Linked DNA regions of Mus musculus: regions 1 and 2 are each linked to region 3. A link is a loop called in an ENCODE intact Hi-C map of the cell type or tissue named here. Cell type or tissue: left cerebral cortex. All regions are shown on one strand.

Region 1 (8,000 bases), 260 kb before region 3:
AGCATTTGCTAGGGGACAGCGCCATTGACAAGATCTTCACTCTGGGGAACGCAGAGTTTCCTGTCAGCTGGGACAATGAGGTCAAACTTTGGACATTTCTGGAAGATAGAGCCTCACTTCTTTTAAAAACATATAAGACAACAATTGAGGAAGATAAGATCGTCTTGAAAAATCCTGACCTCTCTGTCCGGGCCACAATGGCCATCAAATTGTGCTTGGGTGAAAAGGAGATTTTGGAAAAAGCAGTGAAGAGTGCGGCCGCGAACTGGGAGTACTACCGTAAACACATGGAGGAGAGGGCACCACCGCAGAGATACGAGGAGAGTGACCTGGGGCTCTTGGAGGGTGGTGTGGGGGACTCAAGGCTCCCTCTGGTCCTGAGAAAGTTGGAGGAGGAGGCAGGTGTGCAGGAGTCTCTGAGCCTCACAGAGACTGTCAGCAAAGTCAAGGCTGCTGAAAATGGGCTTGTCAATGGGGAAAACTTGATCCCTAATGGGACCAGGTCTGAAAATGAAAGCTTAAGCCCAGAAGAAAGTGAAAACGTGACTGGAGAAGAGTCTTCAGGCAGCATGGCCAAGGTGAAGGAGCGATTTTGAGATGCTCATGGGATCCAGTCGAGCAGAAGTTTTGTACAGCCCACCACATCACCATGTTCCTTGTTAACATTTTTCTTATCGCAGAGAGGAAGATATGTTTTTGCTGCTTTATATAAAAGTGATTTTTAAGTTATTTTAAAGATCTAGCTTCCCTATTTGATTAAGATTGCCATCTTGCTTTTAGGCAGAAAAAAGTAGTGAATAGCAGCGGAGAGGAGAGGAGGCACCCTTGAACGACTGCAGACCAGCTGTGGGCACTTGCTGCTCCTCCAGGAAAGGGTGAGGTCCGTGCTCAGCTATGCTCGCAGGCCTGCTGTCCTCACTCCAGAATGAGTGCTGGCTCTGCCTCTGGCTGCAGAGTTGAGGCTGGACTCTGGAGTGGATGGTGGAGATGAGGCACAGTGGAGAGAAAGCTGGGCTAGGCCATTGAAATAGAGGCTGGATTTCTTAATAAGAATATCCCCAGTACCAAAAGAAAAGGTGAGGTGGCAACCTGATTTTTAATGGCTTAAAATGTTGATGATGATCCTAATTATATAAACACACACATATATCTAGTGATTTCTAAGGATTTGTTTACTTTTTGTGTTCTGTTTTGCTGTATTAAAAACTTGTCCTTTTCCTTAAATCAAAGTAGGACTCGAGTCCTCCTCGTTTTTCACAGTGGCTTTGTTTCAGAGGTACACTGACTCCAGTGGTGTCAGGATGAGGTGGCCCCTGGCTTTCTGGTTCACAACAAGCTAGAGATTTTCAAAGCTACCCTTTTGAGTAAAACCCCTTATTAAAAGAGAAAAAAACATGTTTTCTATGCCTTTGGAAAGACACTGTTTTCCTTCCTCTACCCCTGTTGTTATCAGTAGGCTTGGTCTTTTCATGGTGCTACATGTAACTTGGAAATCTCATTCACACCTTCTTATTGTTTATCATCGTCCTTGTTTGTTCCATTTCTGTCACCGTGCTTAAAGGCTCCAGCGTTCTGTCAGTTGGTCCTATTGATGAGACTTCCGCAGAGATTTTTCGTTGACTTACTATGTCCTCTATGTCTATTATTTCAGGGTGGCTTTTCCTCAGTGTTTCCATCTCTTTGTTGAATTTCTCTCCTGTCTTGCAGCACTTTTCTTACTTCATTTGTCTGTTTGTGTTCTCAGCCAGGAGCTTACGCTCTTTGATTTCCTTGAACACACTTAGAATCTTGAGTCCACAATCTGGGATTTCATCTAACTCACCCTTATTATACACCGGTACTATAGGAGCAGTGGGCTTTTTGGGAAGAGTTTTGTTGTTTTGTGTGTGTGTGTATGTGTGTGTGTGTGTGTGTGTGTGTGTGTGTGTGTGTGTGTATTTCTTATGTTACTGGGTTGGGATTTGTGCATGTGGTGTTATTTCTTTGCTTGGTTTAATTTTTGTTTGTTTGTTTGTTTGTTTGAGACAGGGTTTCCCTGTATAGTCCTGGCTGTCTTGGAACTCACTCCGTAGACCAGGCTGGCCTCGAACTCAGAAATCCACCTGCCTCTGCCTCCCGAGTGCTGGGATTAAAGGCGTGAGCCACCACGCCAGGTTGGTTTAATTTTTAAAATAAATTATTATTATTATACATAAGTACACTGTAGCTGACTTCAGATGCACCAGAAGGGAGTGTCAGATCTCATTATGGGTGGTTGTGAGCCACCATGTGGTTGCTGGGATTTGAACTCAGGACCTTCAGAAGAGCAGTCAGTGCTCTTACCCACTGAGCCATCTCGCCAGCCCCCTTGGTTTAATTTTTAATCAGTTTTATTTTCTCAGTTGAAGTATTTGCAATGTTCCTGTGTGGTCTGGATGTGGTAGAGCTGAGTATACAGTTCAGAAAACAGTTTCTCAGTGCTGGAACTCAGAGGTCCTGGTGGAAGCTCTGGATTCTTCCTTCAGTGTGACATTACAGGGAGAGCCACTACCGTGCAAGTGTCATGCCAGCCAACTAACAACAGTGGTCCTATAACTTTAATAACTGCTGGAGGGTAACCTACAAAGGATAGTGTGGTACCTACTTTGACTTTACCTAATAAGATTAGGATGGGGAAAGAAATGGAGTGGGTGAGGAGAGATATAAGTAAATATATCGAGGTTGGGAAAGCAGCTAGGGAGGGAAAGTTGCCTGGGACTCTGTTAGGGTCCACAGATTTTAGTAACTTTTAAAGCGATGGAAGGTTATAATTCAGATCTAAAACAAGGGGAACCAGAGAGATGGCTCAGAGGTTAAGAGCACTGGCTGCTGCTCTTCCAGTTCCACGGGATCTGACACCCTCATACAGAAATACAAACAGGCAGAATACTAATGCATAGGAAATAAAAATAAATAAATCATTAAAACAAATTAAAAGTAAAAAGAAGCTTTAATATCTTGAATCCCAGCATTAAGGAGGCAGAGGCAGATGGATCTCTGTGAGTTCCAGGCCAGCCTAACCTACATATAGAGTTCCAGGTCATCCAGGGCTACAAAGTGAGACCCTGTCTAGGAAAAAAAACAAACAAAACAAAAAGAGGAACAGAAAGAGTAAGAGCAAGAAGACAAGACATAGGCATAAGGTGGGACGTGTCTGAGATGTGGTTGAAGAGTATACTAAAGAATGCCTTAAAATAGCCGGGCGTGCTGGGCGTGGTGGAGCACACCTTTAATCCCAGCACTTGGGAGGCAGAGGCAGGCAGATTTCTGAGTTCGAGGCCAGCCTGGTCTACAGAGTGAGTTCCAGGACAGCCAGGGCTACACAGAGAAACCCTGTCTCAAAAAAACCAAAAAAAAAAACCAAAAAACAAAAAAAACCCTGTCTCGAACCGCCCCCTTGACCCCCAAAAAAGAATGCCTTAAAATAAGCTGGGTGGGGAAATAAAAACCAGTTCTGCTTTGGAGTCCTCTTTTCTAGCACACCATGGTGGATGACAAGTGATGCTGGAAGCCGGAAGTGACCAGAAAGTGCCAGTTCCCACTGAGCATCTCCACAATGCCTGGGGGGCGGGGGGCGGGGAGGAATGCCTTTCAGCTCCAGGCTCTTCCCGAATTATAGTCCTAACCAAGCAGGCGCAAATCTATGTATCTTAAACTGAGCATGCGCTGGAATGGACCCTTCTGAAAGTGCCGTTCCCCCATATGAATATGTATAAGCCTGCTTGCCAATTCCTGACCCTTTCTCTGTGCTCTCCTGCCTGCAGGTGATGAGAATCCTGCCCGGTTTTGTGTCCTGGCTGGGATTTTCAGCCTTGAACTTGAAGTTACCTACACAGCCACGGCTGGAATGCTGGCGCCAACTTTGCTGTCTTCATTTTCTCCGTTATATTCAGTGTAGGACCCCACTCCACAGGATGGTGCCTCTCACTTTCAGTGTGAGTCTATCGCGCTCTGTTAAACTTCCCTAGAAACACCCTCACAAACACACCCAGAGGTGTGATTCCATGCTGAGTTTAAATCTTATTTGCCAGTGAAGATGAACTGTCACACTTACTACTGAATAGGAAAGCACATGTATTAGAATTTCTATGCTGCAGTGAACTCCATGACCAAAATTTACTTAGGGGAGAAAGAGTTAATCTTATCTTACAACTGTCAGGTCACACTGCATCAGTAAGAGACCTCAGGGCAGGAGTCTGGAGACAGGAATGGAAGCAGAAGCCATGGAGGAATCCTGCCTCCTGCCTTGCTTCTCAGGCCTTCTTCCGCCTACTTTCTGATACACCTTAAGACCATCTGCCCAAGGGAGCACTCGCTCACGTCAACCTAGATGGAGGAATTTTTCTTAACTGGATTTCCCTTTTGCCAAATGACTACAGTTTGCCAAAACCAACCAGCACAAGTGAAAGAAGCAGGCCTAATAAAAATATAAACCCCTCTCCACCAAAAAAAAAAAAAAAAAAAAAAAAAAAAGATTCCGCAGTTGTATGATTCTGTGTGACACCTGAGCCAGACTTCGTGAAGGTTCCCCATCGACTAAGCATCTTGTCACGTGGCCTGCAGGCCTGGATCTGAAGCCTCACCCTAAAGCAGATACTAACAGCATAAGGAGAGGAGGTCCAGGTACTCCTTGGGAGATGACCGGATGCAGTCAGTGCTCCATCGGGTGCCTTGACTTAGAACATCCCAGCAGAGGGCAGTCTGAACTCAGGCACCACTTTCCCCAGTCACTGGTTAGCCAACAAGGCAGATGGGTACCTTGCCCCCTCACTGCCCATGGGAGCTTGAACGTGGTGCCCACTGCTGGCAGCAGCGTCACTAGAGAAACAGGACGCACAAGGACACTGTGTAAAAAGGTTGTTTTGAGTTCTCCCCAAGCCTGGCATCCCGCCACACTCCCCATCTAGGATCCTGGGTTAAAGGCTCCTCCCTGTGCCGGCTGCTCTCTATTCCCACTCACTTTCAGATTCTGTTTCTCTGAGGCATAGATTCTTAGAGTCTTGGAGGTGGAAGGTTGGTTGCAGTAAGTCTAGAAGTTGGCATGTCAAATAGCTTCAAGGGCAGGTGGGGAGCCTAACTGGTGAAGCTGTTTTAGGAAGATGATGGCAGCTATGTTGAAGGAGGGAGGTGAGCCTTGTGAAAAAACAGCTCAATTCTATTGTTTTTCTAACAAGAAATTTGGCTGGGGTGGAGGAGGGGGAAGAGGAGGAGGAGGAGGAGGAGGAGGAGGTAGCTTGAGGGATGGATCAATGGTTAAGAGTATTGGCTGCTTTCCCAGAGGACCCTGGTTTGGTTACCCAGAATCCACATGGTGGCTTACAACCATCTGTAACACCAGTCTCTGGGCATCTGATACCTTCTTCTGGCCCTCTGGAACACTAGGCACACACCAGGTACATAGACATACCTATAGGCAAAACACCTACAAAATTATTTTTTAAAATTGGGGAGGATTTTGGAGGAGTTGGGATGGGAAAGAATACGATCAAAATATATTGTATCAACAATTTTTATTTAAGAAAGAGAGAGGGGGGAGGAAGGAAGGAAGGAAGGGAGGGAGGGAGGGAGGGAGGGAGGAAGGAAGGAAAGAAAGAAAGAAAGAAAGAAAGAAAGAAAGAAAGAAAGAAAGAGAGAGAGAGAGAGAGAGAAAGATGACCATGGGTTGAGTTGCATCATTGGTGATCAATTACTTCCTGATTTAATAGAAGAGAAAGTTAAAGGTCCAGAGAGGAAGAGCTGCTGCCTACCCAAGGAGGGGTTCTATGCCCTCTCTTACTAGAACCTGGCATGTTAATGTCGTGGTACCCTGGAGGAAAAAGGTGAATATAAGCAGAAGTAGCTGGACATGGTTGAACTTTCAGATCTGTCAGGCTGGTGGCTGCTGATTAATCCGAGATTACCTCATTTCCTTCCTTAGCCAAAGACAGCTTGTTTGGAGAAAGCAGCCTCCCCTAGGGCCCAGGGCACTCCTTTTCCTCAGTGAGTCACAGCCTCTGAACCCACTGTGGACAGCCTGACTCCAAGGCAAGAGTCCTCCCACTCCCACTTTTTCCAATGGACACTCCTGTCAGAGGCACTCCACTCCTTCAGCCATCTCTCTATAACTTAAACTAACTTACTCAGACATATTATATTCGCCTTGAAATGGGATCTTATGGGTCCAGAGGATTGCCAGTCTTCAATTTTTTTTTCTTCAAAGATTTATTTATTGTATGTATATGAGTACACTGTAGCTGTACAGATGGTTGTGAGCTATCATGTGGTTGCTGGGAATTGAACTTCAGGACCTCCGCTCACTCTAGCCCTGCTTGCTCTGGCCCAAAGATTAATTTATTATTATATGTAAGTACACTGTAGCTGTCTTCAGACACACCAGCAGAGGGCGTCAGATCTCAATTATGAATGGTTGTGAGCCACCATGTGGTTGCTGGGATTTGAACTCAGGACCTTCGGAAGAGCAGTCAGTGCTCTTAACTGCTGAGCCATCTCTCCAGCCCCAGTCTTCAATTCTTAAAGTTCATGTTTTTAAAAAGGTATAGGCATTGCTTTAGCTGGGGTTCCTATAACTGTGAAGAAACACCGTGAACAAAAGCAACTTGGGAAGAAAGGGTTTGTTTCATTCTTAGTTCTCTAGAACAGCTCACATCAAAAGTGGGAAAGGGAGGCACGCATGCAGGGCAGGAACTTGGAGGCAGGGGCTGATGCATAAAGGGGTGCTGCTTGCAGGCTTGCTCATCATGGCTTGCTCAGCCAGCTTTCTTATGTAACACAGGACCCCCCCCCCACACACACACACACAATGGGCTGGGACCTCCCACATCAATCACTAGTTAAGAAAATTCCCCACGGGTATGCCTACAGCCCAATCTGGGATTAAAGGCGTGTGGGTATTTTCTTTATTGAGGTTCCTCCCTTTCGGTTGACTTTAGCTTGTGTCAAGTTGACGTGAAACTAGCCAGCACAGATGCAGAGCGTGGTTTTCCTGCAACGTGTGCAGGACTCCTGGACGCTGCATGAGCCTGAAAAGGTCTTACAAGTGGTTTTTAGGACGCCAGTGTACACTAGCATTGTGTCCTCCTCTAGGAGGATGAGCAAGGCAGAAGCTTGGTTGTGGATACTTCTTTGCCTCCTCAGTTGCAGGGACTAGGCTGTGGCTACGTAACCCCTCACAAGGCTACGTAGGTCTCTTTAGGTCTCTGGCCAGGATTTGAAATGAAGCTAGCCCTGGGAAGAATGTTATTTCCTTGTCACTATGACTAACTCCAGTGAGGATTAACACAAAACAAATCCCTTTGTCATGGGCTGTCGCTGGTCCTGATCCTCCCAGCCAGCAGACACCAGAGGAGGGGGGTGGCAGAGTGGGAGGACAAGGACTAGAAGGAGGAGGTGGTAGTTGTGGTGGTGAGGCAGTCGTGAAAGAAATTACCTCAAGAATACCCTCTAGGGGAAGAAGTAAGAACAGGTACCTATTTGTTCAAGAAAAAAGGAACAAAAATAGAAATTAAAAAAAAAAAAAAAAGCAGAGACTAATGAGCTTAGCTACCTGCTGTAGGGCATGGCAGAGACAGGACAGGAGGGATAAAGCAGATGGAGTGGGAACAGGACTTCTAGACAGAGCCTTTTGTTCTGACATGACATTTAGGAGCCACTGCAAAATTAAAACTGAGAGTAAAATTTGGAAGAATATGGAGAACCCTAAAATCAAATGAAAAACAGAAATAAACAAATTAAAAGATAATGCCCTTTGACCTCCATCTTGCCTCTTTATAGTTAAAGCAATCAAACTTTTATGACGCATGAAGCAATTAATTAAACAATTCATTTAATCTCTGTGATTTCCTTTAGTCATGGCTACTTTGACAAGGCCTGGGATGGGTGATTTAAAAGTGCTCTAGGCCTCTGTGGGAGATGCTCCTAATCTGGCAGAGACTTGATGCCTCAGGGTTGGGGAAATACCCTGGCGGGGTTGGGGCGGGGCAGGG
Region 2 (8,000 bases), 130 kb before region 3:
GGCGGGATAACAGGAAATGGACATTCGGCGATTCCCACTGGGGACCTCCCCTGAGGCTCTGCGATTGGAGAGTTTCTGAGAAGGCCCGCCCTATGGCTAGGTCACTTCCGCAGCGGTGCCTCTGAGGTGGGAGCTGGTGGGTGATGCTGGCTGGCGGAGGAGTGGCTCTAATTGTAGCCAAATTTGGGTTAAGGACGGTTGTGACAGTTGAAGAAACGGGGAGAAACAAGCCGGAGCCTAAGTCTCTGTGCTATCAGTTAGGCTGGCTTTGGCTGCAAATAATAGCATGCCAAACGAAAATGGTCCGTATCAGTTATTGTTCTCATTCTTGTAGCCGAATACCGGACAGAAACAACATAACTCCGTGTAGTCCCTGAGCAGCTCGCGGGAGCTGTCAAAATGGCGCAATCTGTCAAAAGTGTCTCAAGGGAAGGGCATCCTAAGACACAGGAGCTCAGGAGCCACACAGCTCTGAGGTGGGACAGTGTCCCCTTGGAAAGGCACCCTGAGACTCGGAAACCCAGAAACCACAGAGCTCTGAGGGTCAGAAGGTATTCCTGTGGAAGGACACCCTGAGACATCAGAGCCGGGGAACCACACAGCTTTGAGAGGAAGCCTCGTCAGCTGAGGCAGTGCAGTTCCCAGGGGAGGGTATCTCCAGCTCAGCCCAGGAGCTCAGGAGCCTCTGCCCCGCTCCACTTCTTTGTTTCTTCCCTTCCTCTGTCAATTGCTTCTTGGCTTCTTCCAACGCGAAAGTCATATGAGGCAGCAAATCTCGTAAAAGATATTTATTGGAGAAGGATGTTATGGTGGGAAGAGAAAAGGGCAAGGGGTTAGAAGAGTTTTTAAAAGAATAACAAAGATTTCCTAATAGAAAATGTAAAGAACAGAATTATATAAATTTAAGAATGGAAATAAAACATGGAAACATAATAGTTTATTTAAACAGAAAAACATCTACAAGGTAAAGTTAAAATGCTAACAAAGGCCTGCTAGAAAGAAAAAAAAAATCATGAAGGAAAGAGAAGGAAAAGGTTATCACTGGCATACCTAAACATTATCAGGTGAGTGAAGGAGAATAAAAAAAAAATCACAAAAGTTTTTGCTTTTGTTTTTGTTTTTTAATATGATAAAAAGCGCTGAGATGGCTGGGGTAAGGAGCATGCAGTGCTCTGGCAGGCCACCAGAGTTGGTTCCCAGCACCCATATTACATAACACATCTGCCTGTAACTCTAGCTCCATAGGGTCTGACATCCCGACATCCACTTGTGTGACAAGACTTTCCCTGAGGAGATGTAACACATGGCTACTTACTGCAGACAGACAAAAGCTTGGATACCACCAAAGCTCAACACGTCTTATCGGGGCTATGTACAAGAATTTGGGTGAAGGGTTACTGCACATTTCAGGTGTTCAATTATTGTTTCTGTGAATTTCCAACCCCACTTTCTAAAATAGAGTCTATTACTCCTGATTCTGACTTTCTTTTTCATTAGGTCACAGGAAAGCAGCTTCTAACCTGCTGTATTGTCTCTAAAACCACTACTTGGTTTTGGTGGTACATTATATGGTGAGTTTGTATGGACATCTACATCGGCATACACATGTACTGAATATGGATTGTATCCTTTAACTGAGCCTGGAAATATTATAATTTTCAGTGCTATCTATCTGTGAATACTGGCAGCTAGCAAAAAAAAAAAAAAAGAAAGAAAAGCTATGGAACCTGAATTTTTTTTAAATGCATTTTTTGGGGAAAACAACAAAATGTAGCAAAATATAGTAAGATAAAACAGAAATCATCATATATAAGTTGGACAAGCTATGCCAACAGAAAAATGAAAGAGCTCCAAGAGTAGGCAGAAGAATCAGAGACTTACTCATTTCCATTCAGGAGTCCCATCAGAGCATAAACTGAAAGCTAGAGTGTGTGTACAGAAACCTGGGCAGACCTGTGTAGGCCCTGCGGCTGCTGCTTCAGGCTTCAGGCTCTGTGAACGCATATGGGTTTTGCTCAGTTATTTTAGAAGGCCTTGTTCTCACATCCCTTCTGTCTCCCCGACTCCTGTCTCCATTTCCACAGGGTTCCCTGACCTCTGAGGGGAGGGATTTGATGGTGACATCTCCTTTAGAGCTGTGTGGAATCCTGGTTTTGTAAGGTGATGCTAACTTTAGTGAATTACGTGAGTGCTGACCAGTTGTCCCTAACTTTTAGGCAGTGAAGTAATAAAGACAACAAATAACAAAAACCCCTTCACTGCATCACAACAAAACATAACAACAACAAAACCCAAACCATCCCATTGCAAAACCCAAACAGAAAAGATAACAAATAAATACATCAGCTCAAACCTGTTTTATTTAATTATGATTAATAATAATGAGTTGATTGTTATTGTTGATAGTTACATGACACTGTGGTTTGAAAAAAAAATTGGAATCCAGGGGAAACACTGATTACATTCTAGAAAAGAAACTTCAGGTATCAGTGATGTGGTTGTCACAGTTAAGCTCTTTCCATCTTTAGATGGTTGGTGTTAGTTACAGGTGAGACTGAATGATGTAAGAATACCCAGACAGCTTTAAGGACGGGAGGGAGAAAGACTGACTCAATTATCATTTTAGATGCACAAAGTAAACAGCACAGATTAAGATCATGATGAAAGGGCTCCCAAGTGCAGGAATGTACGGAGAGCTTCGTGGCTGTGGAAAAAGTGTAAAAGTCTGTAGCATGGAGCTCTAGAGGAGACTACATCTAACTGACCACCTAGAAAACCCTGCTGCGAGGGTGCCGTCAAGCTCAGAGGATTTAAGGATGTTCCATAAATAATATAATTATCATAAATATATTTATAAATACATAGATAAAATAACTTAAAAATAACATTCAACAGTCTGTCTCCTTCTTGAGGTCTGTTACAGGAGGATTTCATCCAAATGATCTCACTGGAGTAAAACCCACTGAGGTAGGAAAGATGTAGCTATTGTCCCCTTCCTTTTGAAAATGACAGCATTAAGTTCTTATACCTTTATCCTACTCAACTGGCATTTTGAAGCCGAAGGTGCACAGTGAGATTGGTCTGTGAATTTATATTCCAAATGCATTGAGTGTGCTTTTCAGTTGTTTTATCCCTTTGTTAACCCATCTGTAATATGTGTAGAGTCTTTTTGATCCTCCTAAGAATGCCATGCAGAATAGTAATTAAAATGATTAGTACTGAGCAAACTATAGGGTACTCTTTAAAATAACAGATAGTATCATATGTCGGGGTGGCTCCACTAGGGTTTGCTCTTCTCTTACAAAGAGGGTAAACATTCATTTAGAATTACAGAGACTCAGCACATGCTGTGCAAGTGACTCAGGGTGAGGAAGGTTCCTGTACATGGTACATACAGACTGTCAGCACTTCCCAAGTGAATAGACTCCCGAAATAAGGCTGCTTTTATGATATCTGGAAGTCTGTCATAGAGGGCAGTCCCCGTGCCAGGTGCACCCGACTTTGTTCTTTGGTGGCAATAAACAGCTCTGGATAAGCAGCTGATGTGAAGTAGTTCTTAGAGTTGATACTTTTCCAGAAGAAAATGAGGTCGGTCTCACTACCTGTGATGAGTTTTGGTGTTTCTGGCAACTCCTGTGATAGCAGAATAGAATTCTGTTAGTGCATAAGAAGGCATTGGGAAAAAAAAAACCCTGAAGGGCAACCCTCCAGTATCTGGACTTCATGAGAAACAGCGCTCTCGAGCCTGCCTCTGCGATCTGGGTTCTTTCATTTGGTCACTCATCAAGCATTTACTGCATGCCTATTTGATGTATGGTCCAGATGATCCATAAGAGTTGATTACCTTAGTTAATTGGAGAGAAATCTCAGTGAGTCATGAAGACTGTCAATGATACCTGAATGTCCTAAATCCAGACAAGTGGGGGTGAAACGCTGCCTGTGTACATCCTGTCTTTAATGCTGGCACAGGGAACTCTCATCAAGTCTGAACACTGAAGATTGTAAGACTTCTAAACATTCTGACCCCTGAGTATTCAAATTAAACCTTTACAAAAACAGTGGAGCGTGGGATGACGTCTACCTCTGCATTTCGGTTGCAATCTGAAAGTAAACCATGTACATACACACAACAGCAAGTACCAGGAACTCCACACGGCTTCCCTGATCTGAGCAGCTGACTGCTCTGGGGATAACCCTTTTAGACTGTGTTCTTCCTCTGAGTATGAATACAACCCGATAATAACCTTCATGGCAAAATATATTGCGGATTCCATGTTGTTGAGACCCTCCCCCTTTTGTATTCTTTTAAATCTAAGAAAGCAACCTGATTAGCTTCCTTTGGGCTTTGAACTTTCATTAAGACCTGTACTATCCAAACCTCTTCATCTCCCCCTTTTACCCCCTTCCTTTGGTTATTCTACCTCCAAATGACTACACAGTCCTCTTCCTGTCTACATGGTCACCGTATTCTTCTACTGTGCTTCTTCTCTAACTTCCCAGCTGAGCTCTCTGCTCTCTCTAGTGCTTTTGTTCTGGACTATTGTCTATTTAAGAAATATAAATGGCACCAGCACCCTGCACCCTCTGAAAGCCTTTGGTGGCTTTCAACTGTATACCAAATGACCAGGACCAAAAGCGCTCCGCTGTTACTTGCAGCTGGCCTGTGGGCTCATGAAGCTCTAGGGAACTCAGGTCTTTATAGTGAACTGAGATCCTTCTGTTGGGATGTCCCATCCCTACCTTGTATTAGCTGGTCTGTCTCTCAGAGGGTCTGCTCTTGTCCCTCCCTCTAAATAACACTCCTCCATTTTTCTGTCTTAGTGTCTTGGGCATTTTCTGTCCAACATCTTACTTTGTTGTTGTCTATTTGACTTATCTACTGTACTAGAGGACTGTGTTCCATAAGGTTAGGAATTTTGGCTCACCACTCTAGATAGCTTTTAATGCTGTGCTTGAAAAATAGAAGACTTTCAGTAATTAATAGCTTGTTGAAGGGATTCATGAATGAAGCTACTGCCCTACTCAGTAGATAATACTTTCATTTGATTCTCACAGAGAAATACAGACACCCACATATACTTTAGGACAGGAGGCATTGGATTATACATTTACTGGACGAGAGTTATATGCTTCTCTATGGTAAAAATGTCTAATGCTAAAATGTGGATGTGTACGTGTGTGTTTGAGGGAGATGGTCACAGAGAATATGGGCATGGGACGAGAGACAATAGCATTATCAATGGACCACTGGAGTGGGAAGGCTAAGGCTTGAGTATTGTGGCTCCTAGTTTTTGGCTTCGTGTGAACCAGTGAGCTGTTAACTCCTCTGTGATCTCAGTGGGCTTGTTTGAGATTTTCAGAGGCTGGCTCCATTGTCACAGTGCTCTGTACTGTGTAAATCAGATGGTGGATGTCATCTTAAAGATCAACAGAACAAATGGATGCTCTGGGATGGGAGGCAAATAGGGTCAAGGAGGAAAGGTGAGCAGGTGGTGGCTGTGGCTGCAAGGAGACTGTGTCATCCTAGGAGGGACATCTGCTTACTGTGATTGGTCACAAACAGTGGGAGGTGAATGAGGACAAGTTTGAGATGGAAGCCAACTGACCTTCAGCAACACGGGCTGGTCTTCTCCTTGAGCGCTCACGAACAGTTGTGAATCTGAGATTTTTAGAGTAACAGGATATTTAGAGTCGTCTCCTCCCGACGAGTAGGCATACATGTCAAATTTTACTGTCAAAGAAAGAGCCAGAAAGGAAGTAAATACACTATTATTTATTTATATAAGAAGAGGGGTTTAGATAGTGGCAGATGTGTGTGTGTGTGTGTGTGTGTGTGTGTGTGTGTGTGTGTGTGTGTGTGTGCTCCCAACTATGGTGTAAATGGTGTAAATGAATACATCATATTTATTTGTGGAGCTCAGGAGTGGGACTTTACACATTATTATTTTCATTTACAATGCCTGCTGCACTTACTAGGTGGGAAAATAAAAGTTTTCTATGTGAGTAGAATGCTTAAGGACCGAATTATTGCTGAATTTCTTCTCGTTAAAATAGTGGAATAAGACTTTGACATTTTTTGGTTTATGAGTTCCTAGTTGCTTAAAATGGAGTGATCTCTCTCTCTCTCTCTCTCTCTCTCTCTCTCTCTCTCTCTCTCTCTCTAACACACACACACACACACACACACACACACACACACACACACACACACACACACACACATCCAGCATAGTAAAATGACTGGTACCACCAGAAATGTAATGTAAATAAACAATAGGAGCAATAGTGGCAGGGGTTATAGTCAGTGACTGAGCATGCTTTGTGTGTGTGGCTTGGTTTTGATATCTAGCACCAAAAAGAAAGAGTTTGGGGGCCTAGTAGAAATATGATTACTAAGTCAGTATGTGGAGGAAATCATGTGAGATAAGTAGGGAATAGAGTACACAATAATTTACAAAAGTCATAAAGAGCCTGTTAACTGAAGTGTGCACAGTGTCTCTATTCAGAAAGAACCCTGCCTACTTATAAGGAGTTCCTTCTGTGGGTCTTTAAAAACAAGTTCGTATATTGATGATGCATTCTGCATCTAAAACAGGTTCATTATGGAAACTGGGTCTGTGTAACAAGAAATATTGAGCACGGAATTCCATCCTTCAGATCCCATGGCAGTTAAGGATTTTTGGTTTTCTTGTTACTTTATCAAAGTTAAAAAAAGCTCTTCCTAGATGAACGCTAGCTGTAATTCTGATCATCAGGTTCTCTTAACAGATAGGGACTGACTGCTCCCTGCTCTATCCGTTAAATATCTGTGATGCTCAGTTTTCTCTTCTTTAAAATTAGGATAGGGGGCCTGGAGAGATGGCTCAGCGGGTAAGAGCACTGACTACTCTTCTGAAGGTCCTGAGTTCAAATCCTAGCAACCACATAGTGGCTTACAACCATCTGTAATGAGATCTGATGCCCTCTTCTGGTGCTTCTGAAGGCAGCTACAGTGTACTTACATATAATAAATAAATCTTTGGGGCCAAGTGGCCCGGAGCGAGAAGAAAAAGTGTCCGAAGACAGCTACAGTGTATTTATATATAATAAATAAATAAATAAATAAATAAATAAATAAATAAATCTTTTTAAAAAATAAAAACAATTAGGATAGGGAATGTCTGTAAGCAGCAAGGAAAAGGCACATCAGGAAGCTCTCTGCTCTGGAGTAGTGAGCTGTCTTTTGGAACACATATTCTGTCCTTTGCAGGGATCCACTGTGGGAGTGGAGTGCTTCGTTCTGTTCTAGAAGAATTGTGAAAAGCCAGGGATGTAGATAACTCTGTGCTTTGAAAACAGAAAGTTTGAAAGAGGCAATGAAACTCGGGGGTGGGGCGAGGGGGGGGGAGTGACCGACTGATCATTACCTTCCTGTTGCAGGTCATTTAACCAAGTGGTGCTGAGATAGTGTTTGTCCACATCCTGATATATAGTTTGGTTGAGGGAATCATTCATGACAAACTTCTGCCTGACGAGCTTCATCAGTTTGTATCTCAAATCACTCTGGTAGGTGTAAGGTGCTGATCTGGGTTGGATGGTCTCTAAAATCATTACCAGAAGTTCAGGTTACCGCCTAGTTACAAACCTAGATGACATACACATGCCAGTACAAGCATAAGACATGCTCTGAGAAGGACTGGAGGGTAGCTAATCCAAGTGGAACACCAGAGTTGAAACTAGACACCAGAAGGCTTGATCCTACCTGGGGTTGTACTATTGGTTTTTCTTTTGTAAATCAATTCATCATGTAGTATTTTTATTTTACTTTTTAAAAGAAAGTTTTTGAGAAATGTTAACATTTTTGTTAGCCATTTTTGTTTCTTTCTTCCTTTTTATTTTTTCCTACAGGGTCTCATGATGGAGCCCTGGCAGGCTTGGGATTCACTTGACCGACAAGAATAGACTTGGAATCACAAAGATTCTCCTGCATCTACTTCCCACCGGGAAGCAAGTTCCCAAGT
Region 3 (8,000 bases):
TTGGCTGTTATACATCCTTGGAAAAATATAGTGAAAGGGAAGGAAGAGGGGTAAGGATTACATCATGTGGATGGGGTCACAAGTTAGTAGTGTAGGTTGAAAAACATGTTTTGTTGTTTACATCATATCTAAGAAACAGGAACCTATTCTTAATTCAAATAGAGGCCTTAACTTGCAAGGAATTAGCAAAGACAAACAGGAACTTTCTCTTTAACTACAGATGTCTTAGCCTGCACAGGACGACCAGGAGCCTATTCTTAACTGTCTTAACTGCAAACAAACCTTAACCTATCGTCTATGTTGTTCCTGCTTTGGTCTCACATGTTCTGTTGAACTATGCCATTTTCTTTAGTTTTCCTACCCTACTTTTTACAGCAACATAAATTTAATCTACTCCATTAATAGTCTTAATATTATAATAAAAAATAAAGTTGAGATTGGGGAGGTTACAGTGACTCACGTTGCTGGATCTGTTGTGGGTTTTTTTTTTTTCACACTTTTCCTTATTTGCTGGGTAGTTTTTATTCATTGGACCATTTTCCCTTGTCACTCAGGAAATGCACTCTAGGTCTTTATTAGTAATCTGTATCTCCGTGAATGCCACTACCCTGTTTCCAAAAATGCAGGATGCTGCCATCCATTCATCAACTCCTGGAGTCTATATCATTGCTAAAACATCCTGGATATATCTTAAATTTAGCCATCTTCATCATTATCAACATCCTGGTCATTCACAATGTCATGCCATACATTTATTGTGGTCTTTCCCCAGACTAAGTTAGGAACATCTGTTAGGAAACACAGCCACAACCATGTGACCACCCACAATAGAAAGTCTCACTTGTTACCCTTGGAACAAAATCAAAGCTCATTAACAACGTTCATGTAGTACTTCTGACTTCTGCTTTAGCCCCTGCATATCCCACATTCCCCACGTTTACTTTAATCCAGGTACCCTAGCTCTCCAGCAGATTTTTTTTTTTTAACTTGGCCTGTGTCCTGTAGGAAGCACTAAGATCTTTGTGCTCATAGGTAAGCACTGGGGGACCTAGAACATTAACCACTCAGGGTTGTTCCTTCAAGGGAATGCTATACCTATTATCTGCCCCAAGTGCTGAGAGCAGCTGTGTTTAATAGCCTGATGATGTTTGTTTATGCTTGTGGCTGGCTGGAGACTTTTCTGGTATCAGATCCTCCCCCAATACCCTTTGTTATAAAATATAATGTGGAGCCCGTGTGGGTAGGGGGATAATTGGCCAGCCCATGCCAAGGTACCCCCTGAGAAAACACACCATGTGATAGACCTGACATAAAGGAAGTTTATTTGGGGGAAAGGAGGGGAGTGAGGACCTGGAGAAGGGGTAGAGGCAGGCAGACAGAAGGGAGCAGAGAAGGAGGCACAGAGAAGGACACACAGAGAGAAAGGCTGGGCAGCTGGGAACATGTAGGAACAGAAAAAGAGAGGGAGAGAGACACAGAGAGAGGGACACGGTAGTCACAAGCAGTCATTTTATACTCTACTAAGTGCACCGCCCACATCTGGTTGCAGGTAATGGCCACAGATGATGACATAAGCCATTTTTTGGGTCCCTGAGATGAGTCTAGGGGCATTATCTGTAAGTTAACATTTTTTCCATAAATATGCTTTTCTCAGTCAGTCTATAGAACCTATATTTATGGACTTTACAGTTTCAGTGAAGTCATATACAATTTTTATTTAGCTTATTTTGTTCCTCAAAGAAATTTATCTATGCTTTATTGTGGATGTGAGATTGAGTTAATTATAACCAGAATAAATTTTCACCAAATTGTGCTGTACTTACATATGCCAAAAATAAACTACTGGGAGTCAGACCCTGGTAGTTTGAACCAACACCTACTACTGAGTCATGGTGACCTGAACTGCCTTCTTATCTCCTGTGGATAGTCACTCTGAAGGCCATGGAGGTCACAGAGACTGCTGTAAATGTTACCTAATGTGTGGAGCTTGGCCCTCGCAGAAGGTTAATATGTATATATATTGATAGAAGTGGAGGGTCTGCATTTGGTTCTCTCAGCCAAGCAGTTGTAACCATAAGAGAGAGTGAAATAGGTGTGGCTTCCCCTCAGGCCTCCAAGGTAACACACTTTACACAATTATTGAGATGCCTGTGAAGATGCATAGGAGCAAAAATATTCAGTGCACTAGCTCTGCAACTTTGTGCAAGTGACTATAAAACTTAGCCCCTGGTTTCCTGAACAAGGGACCATTGGTGGTGAAAATTGGAGAGGAGTAGGAGCTAATGTGAAGAGACCATGAAAAGAGGAATAAAATCCTGTCAATTACTTCAACATCTGGACTACAGTGATGCCCTCACTGCTTGGATCCCTTCCAGGAGGACCATAAAGAGGAGGATCCTCTGGACACACCTCTGCAGGGTGAGGCTGACTGGGAGACCCTGAGGCCATCTCAGCCCTACCCCGAGTCTGCCTACCAAGCTGTGGCCCCAGCCTGTGCTAGAGGTCTCCTCCCTTTCCCCATGGAAAACTCAGGCTAAGGAATGTTGAGGCCCCCTTTATAGGGAATTAAAACAGGCCCGATTTCTAGTATAGGAATTTCAACTAGGACACAGAGCCTTCAGTTGGTCCCTAGAATTTCCGTATTTTTGTAAGCCATAAAAAGGCAAATAATGAATGTTCACTGTTACATGATCTCAGGGGCATACTACTATGAAAAAAATGGGGGGGGGGGTGATCCCTTCAAAGGGCTTTCTGCTCCTGTTATGATTCCTCAAATACATTAAATTATTATTCTTGATTTAAAAGATGGCCTTTTCTCTATTTCTTTTTTATCCTGATGATAAGAACATTTTGCATTCCCCTTTTCTACTTTAAATCTATCCTTAAGCCTCATTTTACCATCCTCCCTGCTTAGAACTTCCCAAACAATGTTCCCTCAATTATTTACAAAACTTTTGGGGCCGCATCAGTTTGGCAGGTTCTTATCTGCCTATTGGCACTACAGATTTGGCTCTGCTCTTTAAGTAGCTTTCCAGAGACTCTTAGGCAAACCCTGTAAGAAACATAACACCTGAAATGGAGTGAGTTATTAGCTTACTTAATAATGCTGCTACCAAAGTGGTAGCTTAGAGAATTAGTCCCTTACTTCTTTATGAATTATTTATCCTTCCTTTCTCCTCCTCATCTACTGGAATTATACATCAATAAGGTCATTATAGTCTTATAGGAATTTATACATGTCACAATGATCTGTAACTCCTTATTTAAAAGAAAATATAGACTTAATGATGGGAAGGACCGGTCTTAAACAACTTACTGGTAAAGAGACCACAGAAATCACTGTGCCATTAAATAAAATGCAGGATGATTTTTCATTCCACACTGACAATACTTGGCAGATAGTATTTATATGTTACTCTGGACACATAAATAATCATTATCCTAAAGATCTCCCTTTAAGATATTTTTGAAGGTACCCCCATGAGTAGTATCTAAAATTACAACTAATAAATCCTGTAGAGACCACTCGTATGCTCTTTCAGATGGCTTTTCAAAAGGACAAAGAGCTTATGTTTTATATACAAATCCAACATCATCCTCAAAAAAGATTGGACCCATCCTGGTTATCTGAACTCACTACAGTCATTCAGCTTTTAAGGGATGTTTCTGGGTCCTTAAATATTGTAACTGACTCTGCATATTGTATTCCAATGGTTTCTCTTTTAGAAACTTCCAGACTTAAATCCAAACCCACTACTGATGTTATTTCACAGTTATCCTCTCTCTTCAGGAATCTATATGAAAAAAATCAGTCTTTCTTCATGAATCATATCTGTGCTCGTTCTAATTTGCCAGGACTGTTAGCATCCACTAATGTTCAAGCCAACCAATGTGCTGGCCTCCTCCTTGCCCCTGGTACTTTTTTTTCAGACTGCCCAAAAATCCAATTAATTTTATCTTTTTGTTTTTCTTTTACACCACTGCCCTCTGCTGGCATAATTAATCCTGAAGGATTAAAACCATTTGACAAACAGATATTTCTCATATTCCAGAATTTAGATGTTTAAAATATGTTCTTATAATAGTTAATACTTTAAAAATATGACTTTTGCTTCTGCTAACAGGAGTAAAACAACCTTGGGTGCCATTAATCATTTATTATTCATCTTCTCTTTTCTAGGATTTCTACTACAACTAAAAACTGATTGTGGTCCTGCTTATATTAGCAAGTGCCTTAAGGCAATTTATTGACTATTGACCACATCACTGATATCCCTTAAGATACAAGTCCCTGATACCAACTTGTGTATTAGTTACTGCTCTATTGCTGTGAATGGGATACCATGGCATTCAGATTATAGAGGAAAGGGTTTAATGGGGGACTTGCTTACTGTTTCAGAGGGTTAGTCCATGATCATGATGGCAGGGAGCATGAAGTCAGGCAGTTAAGCATGGTTCTGGAGCAGTAGTTGAGAGCTTATGTCCTGATCCACAGACAGCAGGAAGAGAGATCAAGACTTGGCCTGGTATGTGCTTTGAAACCTCAAGGCCTACTTGTGGGGACATACCTCTTCTAGCAAGTCCACACCAACAAAGTCAGACTTAATCCTTCCCAAACAGTTCCACTAACTGAGGCTCAAACATTCTAATATATGAGCTTATGAGGGATTTGCTCATTCAAACCACCACAGACCTACAAAACTCTTTCTATCTTTTCTACACTGGGGGCTTGAGGAGGGTGTGGTCACCCAAGGTCAAGGAGATGAGATAGGAGAGTGATCAGAGGGAAGGTGAGAGAGGAGTACTTTTTGAATGAATGTGGAGTTTAGATGCTAATAGGAATCAGTTTCCAAGTAATTTAAAGCCTTAATTATTGCTCAGTAAATAAAAAAGGACAAAGAACAAGCTAAACTATTCATGTCATGTATATACATTAGATTATGTGTGCTTTCAATTTGGATGTGAAAGTGATACTGATATTTATACACCACATGTTACAGGAAGTGTTTAATGCATATTCTTAAACAACAGGAGTTAAGTTATAGGCAGACTATAACACAGGTGCTTATAGACCATGAGTTTCAGGTAGTGATGCCAATAGTACATAAACAATAGGCAGAAAATAATGCAGATGTGGATAGGTTATGAGCTGTAGCCATGAGCTATAGCTACACATATGTGTAACACAGATGCATATAGGTCATGACAAGTAAAGCAGCGCACATGGCTATACTTCTATAGCAGCACAAGAGGATACACTTGTACTAATACAACAAAGCACACAGATGTAGAAGTACAGCACTGCACATGACCAAGCTGGTGCTGCACTGCACAGGAGTGTTCAAGTAACACAGTGTCTATCTATGTACATAATCTTGCAACACTGAAGATAAATAAACACAGAATGAAGATAAAAAAAGAAATGGAGAGACAATTAAGGGGAGGCAAAAAGAAAGAAATGAGTTGAAAAAGGGTAAAGAAAAAGAAAGACAAAGAAAAAGAGAGGATAAAGAAAATGAAGGGGGATAAAAAGGGGATAAAGAAAAAAGAAGAAAAAATAAAGCAATGATGAACCAAAAATGGAAAAAGAACATAAAGATAAGAAAGCAAACAGAGAAAAGATGGAAGACATACGGAAAGAGTAAAAAAGGCAGACAGACAGAAAGAAAAAGATTGAAGAACAGAAAAAGAACAAAGAAAGAAAAAGATTAAAATAAAGACAGACAGAAAGAAAGATGGACAGAAAAAGAAGAGAAAGATGAAAGAAAGAAAGAAAGAAAGAAAGGAAGAAAGAAAGAAAGGAGAAAGAAAGAAGATAAAAAATGAAGATGGAAGTTAAATGAGAAAGAAAACATATAAGAGAAAGAAGGGAAAATCAAGATAAAGAAAAAGAAAAAGAAGGATAGAAAATGGAAAGAATAAAGACAGAAAAAAAACCAGAAGGGAGAGAAAAAAAAAGACAGAAAGAAACAAAGAAAAGGAGGAAAAAGGCAAACAGAAAATGGAAAAAAAGGTGAAGAAACAAAAGACTGAAAGCAACCAAAAAGGGAAAAATGAATGTCAGAAAGAAATACAAGAAAGAGAAGAAAAGTTTAAAAAAAAAAGACAAGAAAGAAAGGAAAAAAGAAAAAAGACAGAGAGGGAGAAACCAGAGATAGGAAAAAAATAAGTATAAAAGATAAAAAAAGATACAGGGAAGAGAAAAAGTGAAAAAAACCCCACAGAAATAATGAAAAGAGGCAGAAAAAAAGAAAGCAAATAAACAATCAGGACAAAGGTAAAAGAAAGAGAAAGAGAAGAGAGACAGAGAAGCAAAGTAACAAAGGAAGAACAAAGGAAAGACAGAATAAATAAACAAGAAAGAAGAAAAGAGAAAATAGAAAGATGAAATAAAACAAAGGAAAGAAAGAAAGAAACATTGTGGGGAAAATCCAAAATACAGGAAGAAAATAGAGAAAACAAAAGAAGAAAGAGATTTTTTAAAAGAGAACAAAAAGAAAGGGAAAAAGATATGAATAAAAAGAAAGGAAATAAAAAAGAAAAGAAGCATGAAAGACCCTAAGAAATACACACACACAAAAAAAAAAAAAAAAAAAAAAAAAAAAGGAAAGGAAGAAATATTTTGAAAGACAGGGGAAAAATCAAAGAAACAAGTTAGAAGAGGGAAAATTAAGAAAGAAAAAAGTGAAAGAAAGAAAAATCAAAGTGGAGGAGAAAAGGAAGAACAGATAAATAAAACACAAAAGTTACAAAAGTAATATAAAAGGAAGATAGAAAGGAAGGAAAAACATGAGAGACAGAATGTCAAAAGCAAAGTGAATTAAGAAAAGATAAAATGAACAAGAAGAAAGAAAACATAATGTAAGGATGAAGGAAAGAGCAAGAATGAAAAGCAGAAATATTTAAAAAGGGAAAATAAAGAACTGAATCAAGAAAGAAAAACAAAAGAAAGGAAGAGATAAGAAGCAATGGAGAAACAAAGACTGACTGACAGAAGAGAGAAAGGATAAAAGTCAGAGAGTGAACGACAAAGCAAAAAAGAAGGAATAAAAGACAGGAAGAAATATAGAAAGATGGCTCAAGAGAAAATAAAAAGCAAAGCAAGAAGAAAAAAGAAAAATCAAGAATGGATAAACAAAAGACAAAAAATATGAAAGAAGAAAGAAAGACAAACACAGAAAAAGAAAAGGTAAAACAGAAAGAATAACAGAATTTAAGAAAATAAAGGAAAAAAGAAAAAATGAACAGAAAAAGAAAATCAAAAAGGCAGAAGGAACAAAGGAAGAAAGCAAATCAATACAAAAAAAGAGAAAATGAATTAAGAAAGAAAAACAGAGTAAAATGAAAAATAAAGGAAGAAAGTGATGGGAAAAGAAAAGAGGAAGACAAAATAGAGAAAAAGTTGGAAAAGCAAGAAATAAAAATAACAATGAAAGAAAGGAGAAAAGAGAGAATGAGAGGTGGAAAAAGAAAAAAGACCGAAAGAAAAAAAAAGGTAGAAAAACAAACATGGGGCTGGCAAGATGGCTCAGTGGGTAAGAGCACTGCCTAACTTCAAATCCCAGCAAACATATGGTGGCTCACAACTATGAGGTAATGAGATCTGATGCCCTCTTCTGGTGCATCTGAAAATAGCTACAGTGTACTTATGTTTATGTGATGGTTTGTATATCCTTGGACCAGGGAGTGGCACCATCTGAAGGTGTGGCCTTGTTGGAATAGGTGTGACCTGGTTGGAATGGGTGTGTCACTGTGGGTGTGGGTATAAGATCCTCACCCTAGTTGCCTGGAAGTCAGTCTTCCACTAGCAGCCTTTGGATGAAGATGTAGAACTCTCAGCTCCTCCTGCGCCATGCCTGCCTGGATACTGCCATGCTCCCACCTTGATGATAATGGACTGAACCTCTGAACCTGTAAGCCAGCCACAATTAAATGTTGTTTTTTTATAAGACTTGCCTTGGTCATGGTGTCTGTTCACAGCAGTAAAACCCTAACTAATA

The links. Peaks named below come from ENCODE experiments on the same cell type or tissue, not always from the same donor. Only the 100,000 strongest peaks of a DNase experiment are listed, where the experiment ranks them.
Region 1: it touches region 3 in a loop (5-fold over the local background); 9 of 42 quality-filtered maps call a loop at or near these places.
Region 2: it touches region 3 in a loop (2.1-fold over the local background); 2 of 42 quality-filtered maps call a loop at or near these places.

Annotation. Positions count from the first base shown.
Region 1 is chr2:129,169,893-129,177,892 of GRCm38, forward strand. It overlaps the pseudogene Gm14026. Among named protein-coding and RNA genes, the nearest start is that of AI847159, 6.8 kb to the right of the region's middle. In left cerebral cortex, CTCF peaks have their summits at 4,713 (motif pointing right) and 6,354 (motif pointing right); a DNase peak (open chromatin) is centred at 4,737; H3K4me3 peaks cover 234 bases.
Region 2 is chr2:129,297,267-129,305,266 of GRCm38, forward strand. It overlaps Il1a (interleukin 1 alpha), which reads right to left. Exons shown (of 7, transcript NM_010554.4): 5 at 7,407-7,580; 6 at 5,607-5,731; 7 at 2,344-3,633. The coding sequence ends at 3,445. Gm14023 (predicted gene 14023) reads left to right here and starts at 104. Exons shown (of 5, transcript NR_040371.1): 1 at 104-136; 2 at 1,498-1,571; 3 at 7,888-8,000. In left cerebral cortex, CTCF peaks have their summits at 1,159 and 3,288; DNase peaks (open chromatin) are centred at 54 and 3,401; H3K4me3 peaks cover 805 bases; H3K27ac peaks cover 790 bases.
Region 3 is chr2:129,431,384-129,439,383 of GRCm38, forward strand. No RefSeq gene overlaps it. Among named protein-coding and RNA genes, the nearest start is that of Il1b, 64 kb to the left of the region's middle. In left cerebral cortex, a CTCF peak has its summit at 3,998 (motif pointing left); a DNase peak (open chromatin) is centred at 3,953.